Regions from separate parts of the Homo sapiens genome. Here all the other regions are linked to region 1. A link is a loop called in an ENCODE intact Hi-C map of the cell type or tissue named here. Cell type or tissue: dorsolateral prefrontal cortex. All regions are shown on one strand. Region 1 has its middle 4.0 kb from the start of SNORA75B. Region 2 has its middle 16 kb from the start of LDB2. Region 3 overlaps LDB2 (LIM domain binding 2). Region 4 overlaps LOC124900674 (a long non-coding RNA gene).

Region 1 (5,000 bases):
TTTCAACCAAGAGGAGAAGAAAAATCTTGCAAGACGTTTGAGAGATGTGAATTTTTCATGGGGTTGCTTTATTTAAGGGTAAATAATTCAGAAGAGGTACCAGCCTCCTGACAAATGTGACTCTGGAAGGTCCCTTGGAGGGTCGCATCATTGGCTGTCATGAATGTGGATCTCTGGGATCCACAAGCAGAAAGGAGAAGCAGAGATGAGGTGGGCGGAGCAGGAGGCGTGGAGATGGAGCACGATGGGGACAGGGAGGAGGTAGGGAGATGTAGATTGAGAAAATGTGTCAGCCTCCTGGGCTACAGAGTTCATATCTTTAAAAAGTTAATATCTTCAAAGTTAATAAAATATTTTTTAAAGAGACCACCCCAACTTATTTTATTTTCAGATTATACATTAATGCAAACTCATCATAAAAGTAAAGCAGAATTCAAGTACAGAAGAAAATCAGCATGAATCTCACCACTCTGTCAGTTCACTTTGTGAACATTTTGCTAAGTTTCTTCTTCTTTTTTTTTTTCCCTCTACACACTCATACTTCTCTTGTTTTGGTTTGAAATATTTGATTACATAATGTGTACCAGTTTTGCACCTTGCTATTTTCACTAAATGCCATTAAAAGTTCTTTTTTTGTCCACTTAGTATTATCAAAAATGCTTTAAAACATCATTTTTAATGGCTACGTAATGTTCCATTTTATGGCTACATCATAAACCCTGTTGCACAGTTTGTTTTCAGGTTTTCTTTTTTTATATAATTATAGGTGAGTTAGTGACAAACATCTTTGTGAATGAATTACTGCCCTCGCTGTTTGATTATTTCATTCAGGTGAGTTGGAGAAGTGAAATTACAGGGCCCGAGCATAGGAATTTTTTTACAGACCTTGAAGGATGGTGCTGGATTGCTTTTCAGAGTCTTTGTACCAATTTACATGGAGTATTTCTATTTTGGGGACCTCCTCCTGGAACAGGGAAAGATTTTCTAGCTCTAGAGAGAGAATGACCTGTAGTAAGATTTGGATCAGAATTTCACGCTTTGTAAATCATTGATTTTAGATTTCTCCCACTTTCTGTATTTATTTACCTTCTATTCTCTTGCAGTAATTTTAGAAATGGCATTGGGAAAATTCCAGACTGTTTCCATGGTACTCAGAGCAGACAGCAAAGGGAGGTTTGGTCCATGCTTTGGATAGAGCTGCCAAGAATGGGGGACCGTGTCCTGTAGTGGGGTGGGGCGGGGAAGGGGTCCAACCTATGATGGCAAAAGGAGACCAAATGAGATGCTTCGTGGGAAAGGTGACACATGGGGTTGTAGTGATGGTGATGAGGAGTGGAGATTTGAGCTGATCCTAAATTTTGGAGGTTCTCATTTTGGTTTTAACAAAAGTAGGGTTTCTTGATAGCAGGCTGGACTGGATCAGTGATTTTCAAATTTTCCTTCCTCCTCCTGGAACTTTTGGATTCTATGGTGGTGCTTGAGTTAAGTAAATGATTTTAAGGTCATCTGCACCTAATTTAAAACTGTGTTAGTAGTGGTAATAAATATCAACACATACACATATAAATGTATATAGAATGTCATATTTTAACACCACGTGGACCTGAAGGTAGACACGTACTAACTGGTTTTAGAGCAGACTTTGAATGAAGCATCTCTCTCTTGAATTGAGGAGGGCTCTGAGGCTGGAAGGGCAGTGTGATTTGAACAGCTGCAGCAGCAGCAACATTGTCCATCAAACCAAGATAGACTTCTATCTTGGGGAAAGTGAATCAGAAACTCTATGTTACAGAGTAAACAAAACAGAATATACAGCCCGGATGCTCAAGCAGATCGAAAACTGCAAATGCCCTGTTTAACTCTCAGCTTTAATCTGGTCACAACAGCACCCATGTTCTCTTTGCTAGACTTTATTATATATATGCAGATAGATACCAATCATTTTTGACTGTTATATGTACAGCGGGTCCATTTTCATTTGAAAGAGAGTTCCTCTGAGGACCCTTTCTAACACTAACATTTTCTGATCAACAGGCCGACTTTATCATCCCATTTGATGGATGGATAAGTTGAGGCATTAAGTAAAGTCCTGCAGAGAGCTAGCTTTGCAGTTTAGTCTCTGTCAGATTTTGAGCAAGTTAGTTTAGTTCCCTGAGCCTCAGTGTTCTCATTTCTAAAATGGGAATAATAGTGTCCACTCTGCAGTGCCATTATGAGGGTGGAAATGAAACCCAATCTTTTCCTTTGCTCAGTGGCTAGGCTTTGGGAATGAGCATCTAATTCACATTTGCCAAATGCCGACTCCTCCCTCTTGTCCATGCTGGCCTCATTCTTGCCGTGACTCTATTTAATGTACTCTGGTAAGTTTTAGGCGTAGAAGAGGAAAGAAATATATGTATTGCCTACATACCTATTGGAACTTGGGATCCTTTAAAACATGCAGTCTTATTACAGTGATTCTTCTGTAATAGCAGTATTTATTTTCTGGTCTGGGGAACAAAAGCCTTCTTTTCCTTTCTTCGATTAAGAAATTAAAATCCAGTAGCATAGAATCTCTTAGAATCATTTCTTGTATTGCTTCCTAACTTGACCTTAACATTCTGTGTGACCTTTCGAGGCCCTTTTTACCTCTCTCAACCTCTGCTTCCTGTAAAATGAGGTGGTTGGGTCAGGTGACATTAACGGTCCTTACAGCTTTTCAGTTTTTAAATTCTACGAAGACTTAGGAGTAAAACCTTGAAGCGTTAAGTTTCTTTTCTGCGGGGGGGGAGAAAAATTACTGTTCTTTTAAATTGGCCACGTGGGGTCGCTAGTGATCTAAGAGACTGGTTCGCGAAGGTGGTACTGTAAATGTGTGGTGCTTCAGCGAACAGATTCTGGGGGTGGTTTATGAAATTTTCTTTTTGTCTCTCCCTTCAGCTCCAAAATTCACTCGAAGACTTGATCACATCATTAGTGTTGAGAGAATCATAAGCAGCTGCCAGAGATTGTGTTCAGAGCCAGACCGTGGTATCTCATGCCCACCTCAAAAGAAAAGAAAAAGGAAAAAATCATGGTAATCCTGGGGTGCAACTGGCTCTCCTTTTAGACTCTAACTCAAGCTGCTACATAATGTGGTCTTGCAATTCCTTGGCTTGAGAAGTAGGTCCTGCAAAGTTAAACTGGATGGCATAAAACATGCCTTAGTGATGGAGTCAACCTTTGTCTGGAAGAATCTGGAGTTACCAAAGGCAGAAGCATGGCAAAATTCTCACTGAAGAGCTGATGAGTGTCTCTCTTGGCAATTTTCCTGGTGGGCTTTGCTGATGGTTGAGGTGGGGTGGGGTGGGTGGCAGCAAGCTTGAATGACTGTAGAAATCAGGGAGGGTTCATTAAACAAAAAGTAAATAAAATAAAACAAAAATCTGGAAAGCTCATGTATCTTCCCACACCAGGGACAGGGTACCCACAGCATGCTCGGCACAGACCAGACCCTTTATGGAAAGTCAGCTGAACCTTGCCCTCGGCGTGCAAGGAAAAAAAATGTCTTTTCTGCCAGAAGTGTTGTATAAACATCCTTTTCCTACGATCCTGGATCCTGATCCTCTAGCTCCAGGACCCAGAGGAGCGTGGGGAAAGTATCTTAATGTAGACAGATTTCGAACTCCTGCTGTCCCTTTTCAGATCGTAAATTACCGTTAATGCTGTTTATACTCTTCCCCCTTCCTCTCTTAATAGTTTTAGAAACAGTAATTGACAACAAAATAGAGCCGCAAAGGGTGTAAGGGAGCCCTGCTTGGCTGGCTGAGAAGCAGCCAACTAAGTATCTGTTCATCATGTACGTCTCTGCAACAGAAGTAAAAGATTTACCCACACAGGTGCCCTTCCTTGCTTTCCTTTCGTCATTTTGCTGTGATGGAGCAGGGTACATCTCAATTTCAATTAACTGGAAAGAGAAAAGTTGCGTGTGTTTGCGTGCTTTTTGTCCACCCTGCTCCCTGTACGGGAGGCTGTACAAAGCTGGTGTGGGCTATGGAGCCTGGGGAGGAAGCTGCTCAGAAGTGGATCCCAGGATCTCTGTGGTTCTCTCTGCCCGGGTGTTGTCTTGTTTTGGGGTGCACGGTCCTCGGAAGCAGTTTCCTAAGACAATTCCAGCATGAGGAATATGCCCAGGCTTGAAGTTGGTGAGAGCTGGATTTAAATCCTAGATCAACCCACTTATTTAGCTGTCAACTTAACCTCTTAGAGTCTCAGTGTTCTCCTCTGTAAAATGGGGATAATACAGGTTGAATACCCCTCATCCAAAAATCCAAAACCCGAAATGCTTCAAAATGCAAAACTTTTGGATTTCACATCCAAACTTTTGCCATTGAATGCTGACACAATGTTCAAAGGAAATACCCATTGGAACATTTCAGATTTTGGATTCTCGGAGTAAAGATGCTGAACGCATAAGTATAATGCAAGTATTCCAAAATTAGAAAAAATATCTGAATTCCAAAATACTTCTGGTCCCAAGCATTTTGGATAAGGGATACTCAACCTGTAACAATATTCCCCTAAGGGAGTGGTTTGGAAGATTAAATAAAGCTGTGTTTGTAGAAAAAGTGACTGAGGCCTAGCAAGACATCCATGAATGCCTTTTCTTTTTTCAAAACCTCTTGACTTGTGCTGTCCAAGGTGGTAGTCACATGGGGCTATTGAGCACTTGAAGTCTGGCTACTTGAAACTGACAAGTTCTGTAAGTAGAGAATACACACCAGATATCAAAGACTTAGTAGAGAAAGAAAATAATGCAAAACATCTCATTAATAATGTTTTATACTGATTACATACTGAAATTTTAATACATTGCAAATATTGGATAAAATATATTCTAAAAGTTAATTTTACCTTTTTTAACTTTAAAAAATGTGGCCACTAGAAAATTCAGAATTGGATATGTAGCTTGTATTTGTGGCTCACATTATGTTTCTCTTGGGCTGTGCTTCTGTAGTTTCTCTTTTACTCACCTTCTATTC
Region 2 (5,000 bases), 410 kb after region 1:
AAACAAGGACACCCTGTGGTGTGATTTAGAATTTACATTCGTATGCTTGCCCTCCCTGAGGCTGCCACTAGAGGGAGACAGGAGGCGCTGAGGCAGTCACAACGCAAGCTCCCCAGGTACCGCCCCTGCTCAAGGGAAATCACCGTGCATTCAGGCCATTACCTGCTATAAGGGCAGGGAATGTACAGGAGGGAAACCGGCTGTTCTGACTGGGGAAAGAGGGCCGGAACTTTGTGTCGTTTTTAAAAAGGCGGGTTATCAATGGATCTGCTCATGTCATCTCTTTGATTTTGTTTGTTTTCATTGTTTGATTCTAAATAAGCAATCATACTCCAGATATGAGGGTCGGCGTGCCACTTTCTGTTGTCCATATACTGACCACACCAATCTGTAGGGCCATTGTCCCCTCCCCATTGAGTGATGATCTAGTTCCCAAAGCAGGATTCTCCGGACCAATCTCACAGCCCCCTCCCCAAAACCCACAGCCTGAATCTTGGGAAATTGTTCAATTTCACCATAACCTTAAGCAGAGTCCTATAAATAACTAAAATGTATGGCTCAAATTCTTCTGCAGTAAACACACTGGAAAGAAAAATGTGCAGTCAAACCAAGTTCCAGTAGATGAGGAGCTTATTTTTTAAACTAGGGAAACTAACACATTGAAATTCACATAAAGCAAAATAATTGGGATTGTGCCTTAGAGTTTAGCATAGCAGGGGTTGAAGGAAACAAGCTGGTATGAAGACCTCAGCAGCAAAAGAGAAACGTCTTCAACATTTTAGGCTCAGAAGAATATCTTCCTCACAAGGGAATGTGGTGTAAGATCTGGGTCACTGACCATGTTGACTACTGAAGCTTGACACATTGTGGAATTCTAAGACAACCGTGTTGCCATTTACATGGTGAATAAAAGGGATTCCAAAATTTTTAACTTGTTTGAGGAAACACACTGCTGTAATAAATACTCCAAAGGCAAAATTAATGTCATTCAGCGACTGAGAGAGCGGTGGTAACCCACTTACTCCCTGAACTAGAAAAGTAAATGACAACCGCAAGTTTTATCTTTAAATAAAGCAAATATAAATGAGTATTTTTCTGTTAAACATCACTCGAAATGTTTGTGCCAAACATAAAAAATAAGTGTGTGTATAGGATTTATACACACACTTATCTTTTATGGCACCATGTTGTGTGACTTAGAATTTACATTTGCGTAAATTTTGGACTTAAAGAAAAGTTGCAAAAATAGTACAGAGAGTTGCTGTATGCTCTTCACCAAGCTTCACCTAATGTTAACATCTTACACAGTCATGATACGTGATTTAGTTAATGCTCACCATTTATTCTATACAAGCCTTCAGTGACTGGATAATGCCCACCCACATTGGGAAAGGCCATCTGCGCTACTCAGTCCACTAACTCGAATGCTAATCTCTTCCAGAAACACTCTCACCAACACACCCAGAAATAATGCTTAATCAGATACATGGGCATTCCATGGCCGTCAAGTTGACATAGAATTAACAATCGCAAGTCCACCCCTTGTCAACTTGGCACCCACACACATCCTCTTAAATCATACTTATTCTCCAAATAAACAGAATTAAAAGGTCAAAATTCCACCAAATGTTATACAACTATCATGTGTAAAACCAGAAATGCACTAACCCCTTCCACAGAGGAGGAAATAAAGTCCTTGAGTGATGTTAACTCTTCTGCTTGATATTTTATGACTTATAAATTATGATGTAGTTAATAATATTAAATACTATATTATAAAGTCAACACATCTTATAATATGTGATAAGAAAATAAGAAAGGGAAGAAAACAACGTTTGCTTAATGCACACATACACACACACAGACATACTCGTAACAAAATAAGGAAGAAATACTCATGACAATGACAGCCTTCATTTCTGTAACTGGTCACATGGCTGTAGCCAGTGTTTATAATGACCTTTTTCCACTACCCATTCTGTATTCCTCTTGCCTTCAGCAAACACCTCAGCTGGCTGTGGTTCTTTACCTGTTGGGGTGGCCCAAACTTTCATTTATGAAGGTCCTGAGCTATTTGTAGTCCTTCCTGGATTGGGTCACTCTTCATGGACATTAATCACAGGGCATGGTGACACTAAGAGACATGCTAAGGAATCTCCTACATTCCATACATCCATAGTGGAGTAGCAGTTCAGTTTCCCCTTGGAAGTCAGGATCACTCACTCCAGGCAGTACAAAAACTCCTTTCTTTGCCTGTTGATTGATTTGGAGTCCTGAGGAGCCCTAAATGGCTGGAAGTCTTAACTTCCAGTTCAAAAGAATCATTTTTGTGTCTCCTGATGGAAGAACTTCTCCCTTTGGAACTAAGACCTCTAGGCCAGCAGAGAAGAGGTTGCAGGAACAGGAAGCAAAAATTTTGCTAGTGGGTCCCTAAAGGTAATAGTGAATGGTGACACTCTCATTTCTACCCTTTGATTCCTGGACCCATGAATCCTGGCTATAGGAGGAACAGTACTATATACTGGATGCTGACTGAGAGACTTACATAGTCTTTTAGAAAGCCTTGCCCCAGCCCTGCCTGGTACTGCCACCTAGCTGACATTGTTACTGAGTTTTCAACAGGCCATTTCACTGATCTATCAGTGCAGCTGCTAGAGGATGGTGGGGAACATGGTAAGACCAGTGAATTCCATGAACATGCACCCAGTACCACACTTTCTTCTGAAGTGAGTTCCTTGATCAGAAGAAATACTCTATAGAATGCCATGACGATGGATAAGGCATTCTGTAAGTCCATGGATGGTAATTTTGGCAGCAGCATTGCAGCAGAAAAGACATATTCATCTCCAGAGTAAGCATCTATTCCATTAAGAATGAAACACTGCCCCTTCCATGGTGGAAATTGTCCAATGTAATCAACCTGCCACAAGGTGATAAGCTGATCACCTCAAGGAATGGTGCCATATTGAGGACTCAGTGTTGGTCTCTACTGCTGGCAGATTGGGCTCCCAGCAGAGGCCATAATCAGATTGGCCTTGGTGAGTGGAAGTCCATGTTGCTGAGTCCATGCATAGCCTCCATCCCTGACACCATGGTCACTTTGTACATGAGCCTATTGGGTGAAGATAGGGTTGCCTGGGAAGAGAGGCTGACTGGTACTCACAGACTGGATCACCCTATCTACTTGATTATTAAAACCCTCATCTGCTGGGGTCACCCTTTGATGAGCATTCACGTGGAACTAACATATCTGCATGTTTTATGCCCACTCAAAGAGGTCTATCCACATATCTCTTTCCCAGATTTCCTTGTCACCAGTTTTCCAACCACGATCTCTTTAAGTCCCCGATCATCCAGCCAAACCAATAGATGCAGCCCATGAAGTGTATATAATCGCATATCTGGCTGTTACTTCTTCCTGGCAAAAAAAAAAAACCCAGATGCATTGCTTAAAATTCTGCCCACTGGAAGGATTTCCATCTACCACTGTCCTTCAGGATGCCCCAGGAAAGAGCTGTGGTGCTGCAGCTGTCCACATTCAGTGGTGCCTGCACATGATGCAGAACCATCGGTAAACCTGTTCCAAGCCTTCTCTTTCTCTGTCAACTGATTGTAGGGGACCCCCCATGAGGTCATAAGTCCAAAATGGAAAAGAGAAAGCAGTGTAGCAGAACTGGCGACCATGGCATTTGGGACACTTCATGTAAATTACTTGTGCCTTCACGACCTGCTCAGACCCCATCATGTATACACCATTTCCATTGGATAATGGAGTGTTGCTGTGCACGCCTCCATTTATAGCTTGATAGGCCAGCTAACACTCAATTCCTTGTGGTCAACTCAGGTCCCATGGTGACTTGCTGGCTCATGGTTCAGTCTCTACTAAGGCCTGGTAGCAGGCCAAGGGCTATTTCTCAAAACAAGTGTAGTTAACCACAGTGGATGGCAGGTCTTGCTTCAAAATCCCGAGGGCCTGTGCTGTGATCCACCTAATGGGCCTGCTAAAGCTCCAGACAGCATTCCTTGCCCATCTGCCACGGAGACACCAAGCACTATTGAATCTGCTGGATCGTATGGTCCAAGTGGCAGAGCAGGTTGCACAGCAGCCAAGACCTGCTGCAGAGACTTCTCTTGTTCTGTGCCCCTCAAATTAGCAGCTTTTTGGTTCACCCAGTAAATGAGTTGGACTAATGCACCCAAATGAGAAATATACTGCCTCCAAACTCCATAGAGGCCTATCAGGCATTGTGTCTCCTTTTCACTTGCAGGTGTGGGGCCAGATGCATCAAAGCGTTCTCTGCCTTAGAAGGGAAATCTCCATGTAGCCCCACAACACCAGCCTCCCCTTGAGTGAATTGAAGAGCCATGACTCTCTGATTCTATGATTCAAGTTAGACTTTTGTTCGCTCAACCTAGAATTTGCTTATATACATTAAGTAAGAATTCAGTGGGTTTCCTGTCTATTTCACTTCTAGGAACAGCATGATCAATTAGTCAGCCCCACAGGTCAGTGTGAGTCAGACTGCTCTGAGGGCTGCTTTGACTCTGCTGTGCCAGACAGTGACCACGTTCACCTGGCCTCGGGTGGTTGATGCTGCCGTGTGGACCCTGCCACCCCAGGATCCAATTACACCCATTGCATTTAGGTTTCCCAATTCAGTAACTGAAGTTCCGCTGTAAGGCCTGCGCTGTATAGAAAAACAACTGTGGGATGATTTTCCAAGGATGCTGGGGCTCCTCACATAAGTTTATTTCTCACAGTTGTGGTGGTAGGGTCTTAGGACCCTTCCAGTGTGAGTGAGTCGGTTTTAAATGGTGAATCCACCCTAACATTCCATCTCCCTAAGCTTTGAATCCCTTTTTCTACTTTATTTATTTATTTATTTATTTATTTATTTATTTATTTATTTTTTGAGACAGAGTCTCACTCTGTCACCCACGCTGGAGTGCAGTGGTGCAATCTCGGTTCACTGCAAGCTCTGCCTCCCGGGTTCACGCCA
Region 3 (5,000 bases), 680 kb after region 1:
CCCGGGTTCACGCCATTCTCCTGCCTCAGCCTCCCGAGTAGCTGGGACTACAGGCGCCCGCCACCGCGCCCGGCTAATTTTTTTGCATTTTTAGTAGAGACGGGGTTTCACCTTGTTAGCCAGGATGGTCTCGATCTCCTGACCTCATGATCCACCCGCCTCGGCCTCCCAAAGTGCTGGGATTACAGGCGTGAGCCACCGCGCCCGGCCACCAATCCTTTTTTAAAATTACTACAGCTATTGTAAAAGGAAACCTCAGCCACTGTGTGAATTAGCTTAGACTCTGAATTAGTGGAGTCAGAATCCTCGGGACTTGATCTTTTGCCTAAAAGGTGTCATAGCTATCAATGCACTTATTTGCCTGTGCTCCTTTTTGCCAAAGCCTAAATTAAACACAGGTAATGTAGAGAGTTGGGCAGGGGGTGATTTTATTTTGTTTCAACAATAGTAAGAGTTTTTCTGTTTCCAACTTAAGTGTTTATGCTTATGTCTATATATCAGTTGGGCCACTAAGAGCAAATGAGGTTACCTAAAGATACCTAGAATAGTAACAGGATGAGGATGAGAGTGGAAGAGGGAAAATATAAGGGTGCCTGAAAGCTACTTGACCTGAATATCTGATATGGAAGATGATCGGAAAAGAACTAGTTTAATAGAAGAGGATAATGGAAGCTAAAATGTGAAATTATGAAAGAGAAACCTTATCAGAAAGTGTAAGACAAAAAATTGGTTCATGGCCAAGTGCAGTGACTCATGCCTATAATCCCAGCACTTTGGGAGGCCAAGGCAGGTGGATGACTTGAGGTCAGAAGCTCAAGACTAGCCTGGCCAACATGGTGAAACCCCGTCTCTACTAAAAACACAAAAAAATTAGCTGGGCATGGTGGCACATGCCTGTAATGCCAGCTACTCGGGAGGCTGAGGCAGGAAAATCCCTTGAACCCAGGAGGCAGAGGTTGCAGTGAGCCAAGATCATGCCACTGCACTCCAGCCTAGGCCATAAGAGTGAGACTCCATCTCAAAAAAAAAAAAAAAGAAAAAAAAATTGGTTCATGTGAAATACCTAATGATTAAGTTGGTCATGAAAAACGAAATGGACATGTTACCGGATTTAGGGCCTAATGGCATTAGATCAGCCCTTTTTTAAGAAAACACCTGGAGCTTGGGATGAAATATTGAAGTGCAAGTCCCATCATTTGTGTCTCTACACTGGTTGGCATTCTGTATTCAAAAATATTCTGTCAAAACCAGAATTTACCAAAGTGGCAGCAATAAATCTCACACACACTCTCCCACTCTTCCAAGGTATAAACAGAGCTTCTTCAAACGGGAGTACCATACTTAATGGCATTCCAAATGGATGGGTTTCTCTGTCAGACCGTAGACAGCTGTGCTGTGAGAGTGTTCATAAACTGTGTGTGAGCAATTGACAAGTTGACAAAACATTGACAAAAAACAATTACTCAAGAAGCAGCACTTGGAAGGGCTGTTTGTTGTTTAGGAGAGACCAAAGAAACAATGAAAAAGCATGGTTAGGTGCTATATTTGCCATTGCACACACACAAAAATTATTTCTCAGAATGCATCTCAAGACTCTGTAAGAAAAAAGCCAGCAAATAAAATGATGTATTATAATATGCTAAGTTTATTCGTGACACTTTATTTGTGAGATGCATTTAATTACTGGGCAGGGTTTTTTTTTTATTTAAACAACGTTAATTACGCTGTACCAAAGACCAAAATGAAGAGGTTGTTTTAAGATGTTTCTATGGCAAATAATACTTGGAATAGACAAAATATTTTGAAGTGCTTAGATACAAAATGTATTTTATTAGCTTGAAATAATTACTATATTTTTAGGCATGATCTGCATACTCTATTTATTTTGAGAATAATTTGCCTTCTTGGTTTGCAAAATGCAAAGGGATCAGAGTTTTAGTGCCATTTAACAATAATAAATAATAATGATAATGATGATAGCAAAGAACATTTAGGCCTTATTTTGTGCCAATTAGCCATGCTAAATGTGTTACTTGCATTGTCTTAATGACTTCTTGATACCTGTCTGTGAGAAAAGAACTATTATCAATCCTTTGATATGGATAAGGAATCTGAAAATAGGAAGCTCAGAGCAGTTATATTGCTTTTTGAAGAACATACAGCTAGTAACGGAGTGTGGCATTAGGATTTGAACGTAGGTATGTCATGCTCTGGGTGGTGCAGTTAGCACATATGGAGCCTCCATTGGAATTAGGAAAAAGTGCCCCCCCCACCCCATCCCACCCCACAAAGATACTTTTATCCCTATCTGTTAGAGAATTGTTGTAATAAACCGATTGTGTGGTAGACGAAGACAGCTTACTGCCATCTACCGGGAAATTGTTGTAATAAATATACATACAAGTCTATGATATGAAAGGTGTTCTTTAGAGGTGGCTCTGCCAGGCATCATACATGGAGGTTAAGGTGTTTAACCAATCCTGCTATTCAGGTGGAAGAACATACTCATTCCCTAAAAAGAAAAAAATTAAAAAGACTATCTTCTTGCCACCCCTCTACAATTTTCTTTTTTATTCAAACTTGAGCCTGAATGAAATGCTATGTTGATCTTGATGTGAATGATTTATTTGTCCAATGTCTATTCACTGCTGAGGGTGGCAGTTACCCGTGGTCATCTATCAAGCAGGCAGAGATAATGTCTGCTTTCCAGGAGCTCATAATCTAAGAGGGGCAATAATTAAACATATCCTTAAGAGAAAGGTCCATGGGCTTCCTTTCAAGAGCCACCTCCAAATGATTGATCATGGTCACCTGGAGAGCCACTGTCATTGAGGAGGAACAGGGTCCTGAAGCTGGGTCCATGGAAAGGAAGCCCAGTGAATTATTATTAGTTCAGCGATAATGTTATCTTGTTCCTTCATGCTTTTTTGTGAGATTTTCTTTCTTTTCATTTTCAATTTATCTCCTTCTGGTATTTGATCATCTTGTCTCTGAGCTCTAAGTTTACTAAATTCATGTTTCTATCAACTTCTGTATCATGAAGTTTTTATGGGTATTTCCTGTTTTTTCACATTTTTTTCCATTAGGAGTGGGTTTTTGTGCGTTTACCTGCTATGTTCTCTCCTTTTCTTAACATTTCCTTTTCCTGTAGTATATTCTCATAGTTACTATACAGTTCTTTGTCATATTAATCATGCTAGAAGGTTCAGACTTACTAGTTAGCTCAGTAATGTAGGCATGATCTCATTCCTCTCTCCCATATTATCTAGGACTGCTATGAATTTCCCTCCAAGCACTTGGCTTTCTGAGGCAATTTGGTTTCTGGGAGATGAGACCAAGTTTTGAAGTTGTGCTGTGTTGCAACTCTCCTTTCCACTTCAGAATTGTCTTATTTCTATTTTTGGCTACCAGTTCTTAATTTTTTTCTGTTTTATTTTTAGTTGACAGGCAATAATTCTACATACTTATGGATACTTAATTTTCTTTATACTAAGTCATGCCCCCTCCCCCACTTTAGTTACTTTTAGTAATTGTTTCTTGCTACTATTTTCTTTCCTTTGTTAATGTTCTTTCATATTAAGGCAGGTGCCCTGGCCCCTGGTCCCAGCTCTCTGCCTTGTTTTCAATGTGACTCTGTGTGTCCTTTTTGCTTCTCAAGTACTTGCTTTCCCAACACAGTTACTGACATAGTTTGTATATGTGTCCCCCTCAAATCTCAAGTTGAAATGTGACATCCAGTGTTGGAGATGGGGCTTTGTGGGAGGTGATTGGGTCTTGGGGGCGGGTCCCTCATGAATGGCTTAGTGCCATCCTTGTGGTAATGAGCGACTTCTTACTCTGAGTTCACAGGAGATCTGGTTGTTAAAAAGAGTCTGGGACCTCTCACTTCTCTCTCCTGCACCCCTTCTCTTGCCATGTGATGCACCTGTTTCTGCTTCACCTTCTGCCATGAGTAAAAGCCCCCCGAGGCCCTTACTGGAAGCAGAGAAGATACCCATGCCATGCTTCCTATACAGCCTGCAGAGCCATGAGCCAATTAAACCTCTCAAGTCTCCCTTTATAGCAAAGCAAAACAGACTAACACAGTTACCGTGCCCCTGAGCTCTCACTCTAGAAACTTCCCCTTTGCTTTCTTTCTCATTGAACATGCCTTGTTTTCCACATAGGTTCATTTCCTGTTCCTCTTGTAGATAATAAAAGGTAAGCTCCTTTATGTGAAATACCAGTTTCCTACCTGCCGTCTCCTGAAATAAAGTCAGCTTCTCCTAAAATGGCCTTTTCATTTCTTTCTCTTAAAATATTGTCCATACATCACAGAGATATCCTCTCCTTCTCCTCTACTGCCAAACTCCCTAGTCAAATCCAAAATGCTTCCAGTTTCCATCTATGTCCATCTCCTTGGCTTTGTTCTTTTTTTCCTTATAGTTTTCAACTTCCCACCATCATTTGGAACTGGTGTCCTGTTTGTCTTAAATGGGTAATCATCATGGGGACAAGGACTCCAAGCCTAGAGTGAAATTTGACTCAATTTAATGAAAACAAAATTGTCTTGAAATTGTTGAATTTGAACTAAAAATGACAATATTTCCTAATAAGGACCTATTTCAAATAGAAATCTTAGATCTAAGATATCAAATACATGGTTCATTGACAGCCTTCTGGCATAGAATCTACTCTTTTCAGAGGAAAAGGTAGAGCAAGACTATCTGAGTTTGATCCTGTATCTGTCAATTACCAGCTGTGAAACCTGGGCCAAGTCACTTCACCTCTTTGTAAGTAAGTTTCCTTATACAGAGATTGAAGATAAAAATAATGCCCACTTCATAGATTTTGCTGTGCGGATTATATTACTTAACATATAACAAGTAGTTTTAATAGTGTCTGGCTGGTAGTAAATGGTCACAAAATGCTAGCTGTTACTATTCTTTCCCTTCACCCCATGGATCTGAGAAATAATGATGAAGAAGGAAGACTGAGCATTCATCCCTAATATTGTCCTC
Region 4 (5,000 bases), 1.0 Mb after region 1:
ATTCTCATGCCACTATTTCCCTGCAATGGTGACCTTTAAATTTAGCCTGAGTATAAGTGGGGTTGTCAGAACATCAGGTTACATTATGTTATTCAGCTATTTGTGCCTTTTAAAGACGATGTAAGTTCCAACATAGACCGCACAGCGGGAAAGTTACCCTGATGATATTCTGGAAACTGCCGCAGCCAGGATCACATCCGGAAGTGGGTCAGTATTCAAGAAGGCTCATGCTTCTTGGAAGTCACTTTTACTGGAAACAGGCCCACATTTATCCTTCCAGAAAATAAGTAACCTGTGGCTCGTGCATGGCCTTTCTTCTTCAGGCAGATTGGAGAGAGGATTGTGTTTGAAAGAAAAGAATGGAAATGTGCCTGCAGCACTTATTTTTCTCCTTCAGGGTGGCGTGTGGAGCTGTGTGCTTGGACCTGCAGTGAACGGTGTAGTCACTGATTTTTCCACCTAATCTGGGGTTCAGAGGACTCCGGGCTGGTACTGGTCCTCCACAATTCCTCCTAGATGTAAACCAGCCCCCCGACCTTTTTTGCAGCTGTTTGACTAGCTGAGCCCACTTCCTCATTGATAAACAGCTTTGATAAATAGGTTGAACTAAACAGCTCCCAGAGACACTTCCAGCTCTGGTCATGCAATTGATTTCTTCAGGATGCTTTCAGAGACACATCAGGGCAAGAAGCATGGGGCATGGGGTGAACGGAGGAGGGAGAGGGGATCCAGCTTTGAATGGTAAGGCAGGGCTTCTCCACTTCTTGTTGCATTGCCATGAAACAATGACCTCTCGCTGTGCTCCCAGTCCCAAAGAATAAGCTGTAAGCTGATGTATGAGAAGAAAGATCCGAAGGAGATGCATAGACACATAGAAATCACAAATAATAATAATAATAATAAAACCTAATACAATGCCTAACTTGCTCCTTAGCTCCTTAGAAAACTGCAATGTGGCACTAGACAAAAGACACCTTCCTGGGCTTTACCCCAACCCAGTCCAGTTTAAATGACAATGGACCTGCACACTTTAATAGTTTTTAAAGCCCATTGCCTATAGACAGGCAGGATAATCTAGTAACAATGAGAAACATCATCAGGCACTAAGTTCTAGCACTGTTCTGATTGCTGTAAAGGTATTAGGTAGAGTCATATGCAGCGGCTGTTTTTCTAGGCCAAAAATGGATAAACACCAGCAATTTCATATTTCTATCTAAGATTAACTCTTTTGATTTTTACAACAATCTTCTAAACACTGTTGTTGTCTTTTGTTATGAGCTCTAGATGGGTTTTTAACTCAGCTCTGCTACTCTGGTCAAATGTGCCTTCGTTTTCTCCCATGTAAAATGAGACTAATAATACTGCTTGCTTCATAGGGTTATCACGAGGACTAAATGAGTGAATAAATGTAACAGTGCCTGACACATAAGTGCTAAATAAACATCGGTCATTATCATTAGCTTTACGTAAAGTGACGTTAAGGTCTCCTTCATTCTAGAAATACTTTGTGCAGTGGCATTTCATGTTTTTTTTTTTTTTTTTCCTACCAGGCACTTATTTCTTCTTCTCTTCTAAAATAGCATCCCAATTTCCCTTTCAGGGAACTTGTCCCCCTGGCTGACTATCAGCCAGGGATCCTTGCCTCCCCTCACTATGGCGTATACATGTACCCTGAGGTTAGCCAGCCTCTCTCCTGTGTCCTGTATTTTCCAAAGCCACATTATTCTGCTCTTCCTGTGATTCTGAAGCTCTTCTGTGTCCTTCCAATAAATTCCTTTTTTATTGCCCATGAACAATGGGCACGTGGAGGAAATACGGAAGGTAATTTAGCAGATTGTTGGCAAGTTAAGTTAGCAAGATAAGTGGTTTCTATTGTTGCAACTAAATATCTTTAAAATATATATCATTGGAAATAGACATTGTAATGTTCTTTTTATGAATAATGAAACCAGCTAACATTTACTGATTCTCTGTCTAGACTTTTACTATGTGGTTATGTTTAACACACTTCTGCGACAGTAAGCGCCATTAACCCCATTTTGCAGAGAAGAAAATTGAAGACTTAGATTCCTCTGCCAGCTTGTCCTGCTTGTGTGTCCTTGAGCAAGTCTCTGAACATATCCAAGGTCTCAGTGTCCTGATATGTGAAGTGGGGTTGGTGACCTTTCCCACGCACAGGGTGGTTTTGAGAATCAAGCAAGATGATGAACGTATAAAAGCTCTTTGTAAACTATATAGTTACATGCCATATACGGGTAAGATTGCATTATGATTCTCTTTGACAAAAGGACACATTTTAACTCCTGTGTCTTGGTGCCTAATTTAAGCCATTTGTTGTTCTTTCTGCATAATAATAATAATAACAAATAAATAATGCATGTTTCAAAGTGAAAGCCCTAGCTAACACACTCCCCAGAATGAGATTCTTTTTCTTGGAAGCAACACTACACCTATGTGGATTTCCTGGGTGCTTTATGTTCTTGCCAGGCTAATCATGGCTGAAACTTGTGTTCTCTGCTTTTCTGATCAAACTTAGAGTCCTTCTCTCTCTTTTCCCTTTATTTCCCTCCTGTCTTTCCCAATCTCGAAGCTCCCCAAGGACCAATAAATTCCGGCATTGACTACACACAGCCTTCTAAGGGTTTTCAGTATATTAGAAATAAGATCCAACTTCCTGTATTGAAACCAGAATTTAAATGAAGGTTTTCCAAACTCTACTGAGGATTATATAAAGAGTAAGCAGGAATCATAAAAATTAGGAATATTATTTTCAAATGCCAGGGTTTTTAATAGACAAATAAGGTATGGGATCAGGCTGCAGTATATTAGCAAAAGATAGAGAAAAACGAATGAACGAGAAACATTTCACTGTGAAAACCAGATGAATATTCTTATTGGCCCACAGTGCCATCTTGTGGATCATTTTTAAATAGGGCTTTGTTTTCAGTTGTGATTGCATTTGTTTGACTGTTCCTAATCATGTAAAGCATCCATTAAAGTCTGCAAATGATTTCCAGGTAACCCAAGAGAACATAGATGAACACACCTGGTGGAACTCATCTGTTTATTGATATCTCATCCTCCTTAGGCACAGTTGGCCTGTCATTCCATGCTTTAAATAACTTCTCTCTTTGCCCTCTGTAATAGTAGATGTTCATGGTTCTCTCTGGCCATTTTCTTCCAGCCTTCACCAAATCTACTTTATCTATGTAACTCCTAAGGTATGTTCTTTGCCTTCTCTTTCTAGATGTAGTGGTTATGCACCTTGTCACAGGTTTTGTAACCCATAGAAAACCAATGGTCACCCATGGTCCACGGACATTCTTTCCAGAAAAAGACACTCAGATGACTGTGCCCCTCCTGGCACACACACTCTGATAGAAACAGAACACACACTCTTACACACTTGCACACACCTACACTCACATACATGCTCACACATTTCAGCCAACAATTTCAGGGGGGTTCACAAAGTTCCTGGTTCCATGTTTAGAACCTTTGCTTGACAGTACTTCCTTCAGTGATGTTATGGAATCCTAGACTTGTAACTATCACACCTATGAAGAGGTATCTCAGATGCCAGGTTCTTTTCTATATCCAGTCCTTTGTTTCCAACCGCCCTCACTATTTCTGATGTAAACATCCTGCCCTTCCCTATGGCTAACGCTGTAGCCATGTTGATCTCCTCTCAAGAAACACTTCTGGGCACGTTCAAATTCTGTTCACTCTCCAAGCCCCGGTTCATATACTACCATCTCTGGGAAGTCAATCTCTAATCAGAGAGAATTAAACTTTCCCTTTGTGATCTCTTAGACTATTTTTTTAAGTTTTCACATTAAATATTTCAGACTTTCTACTGTTTATAATTGCCTGAGTAGATAGGTTCTTAAGGAAAGAAAACATGTCTGGTTTCATTTTGCAGCTTCTATCATAACAAGAGAGGGGCTTACCTTGTAGCTTGTAGCTTTTCCTTTAAAGTCTTTGAGATTGGAAGACTTGGTTTAATTTCTCACTTTAGACCTTAACGTGTGACTGTGAGCAAGGTAGTTAAGCTTTCCAAGACTCAGTTCTTCATCTGTACACAGGGATCCGATGGTTCCTATATGTGGGGTCTGTGGGAGGATTCAATGAGTCAAGGTATGTAATGCACTTTGCATGTTTCCTGGCACACAGCTGGGGATCAAAACATGTTTCTTGAATAATAGGACCCTCAGAAAAGGAAAAGAAGCTGAGGTCACTCTCTCCAAAAAATGTATTCCCATGATTTTGAAATCAAGGAGTTTGTCCTTTATTTCTGTAGGAGTGATTAGGATGTCCCTAAATGTTAGAAACTCAGTTAACAGCAGAGAAACAAGATGAATCAGCAGTTTGCTCTAATAGATCCAATCTTTGAAACCTTTCAATCAGCATTGGGATGGCAACCCAAGTAATTTTTTTAAGTATTATTTTATTTAGGCCTGTGTGGCTGGCTTTTCAGTCTGGGCTGACCATTAGCAAGAGCAATCTGCAGCTGGTTTCGGTCTCCTGGCACTAGTGGTTTTCACAGCAACAGCAAGTTGTCTGTGGTGCAGTAGAAAGAGCACTGAAGTTGGAGGTAGAGGGTCTGACCCAAAGGATACCCTTGTTCCTCCAAACCACATAGCCTGGAGAATAAATATGGACTTCTGCTGCTCATTGAGGTGCGCATGACTATTGATATAAATTATTTTATGTCCTCCAGCATGATATTTTGTGCAAAAAAACACTATTTTTGTAAGTTTATATTTTTAATTAAAACCTGTTTAGTTTACAACTTAAAAAATATTATCTTCCCGGTTTCTGCCATATTGCTTGCCAGCCCACTCCCCAGAGTGTTGATCCAGTTAACAACGGGCTAGATCACATTTCCCACAGCTCCCACAGGCTGAGAGGTGAAGCTTATTGTTTCTCCCTCTCCAACCCTGCCATCCTTGTTGAACTAAATATCCTCCAACAATATGATTTTCATTAATCTGATAGAT

The links. Peaks named below come from ENCODE experiments on the same cell type or tissue, not always from the same donor. Only the 100,000 strongest peaks of a DNase experiment are listed, where the experiment ranks them.
Region 2: it touches region 1 in a loop (4-fold over the local background); 62 of 110 quality-filtered maps call a loop at or near these places.
Region 3: it touches region 1 in a loop (14-fold over the local background); 12 of 110 quality-filtered maps call a loop at or near these places.
Region 4: a loop joins it to region 1, with 8 times the contacts of the local background. A loop is called at or near these places in 63 of 110 quality-filtered maps.

The regions. Positions count from the first base shown.
Region 1 is chr4:17,322,373-17,327,372 of GRCh38, reverse strand. No RefSeq gene overlaps it. Among named protein-coding and RNA genes, the nearest start is that of SNORA75B, 4.0 kb to the right of the region's middle. In dorsolateral prefrontal cortex, CTCF peaks have their summits at 2,613 and 2,815 (motif pointing right); a DNase peak (open chromatin) is centred at 2,822; H3K4me3 peaks cover 658 bases; H3K27ac peaks cover 1,552 bases.
Region 2 is chr4:16,911,996-16,916,995 of GRCh38, reverse strand. No RefSeq gene overlaps it. Among named protein-coding and RNA genes, the nearest start is that of LDB2, 16 kb to the right of the region's middle. RefSeq lists a silencer at 139-218. In dorsolateral prefrontal cortex, CTCF peaks have their summits at 50 (motif pointing right) and 2,609; DNase peaks (open chromatin) are centred at 95 and 2,595.
Region 3 is chr4:16,640,465-16,645,464 of GRCh38, reverse strand. The region is part of intron 2 of LDB2 (LIM domain binding 2); the gene reads left to right. Among named protein-coding and RNA genes, the nearest start is that of LDB2, 260 kb to the left of the region's middle. In dorsolateral prefrontal cortex, CTCF peaks have their summits at 2,169 and 2,368 (motif pointing left); no DNase peak of the experiment used is centred here; H3K27ac peaks cover 1,021 bases.
Region 4 is chr4:16,287,996-16,292,995 of GRCh38, reverse strand. LOC124900674 (a long non-coding RNA gene) reads right to left here. Exons shown (of 5, transcript XR_007058064.1): 2 at 3,951-4,112. Among named protein-coding and RNA genes, the nearest start is that of TAPT1-AS1, 64 kb to the right of the region's middle. In dorsolateral prefrontal cortex, CTCF peaks have their summits at 2,685 and 2,898 (motif pointing left); no DNase peak of the experiment used is centred here; H3K4me3 peaks cover 520 bases; H3K27ac peaks cover 1,089 bases.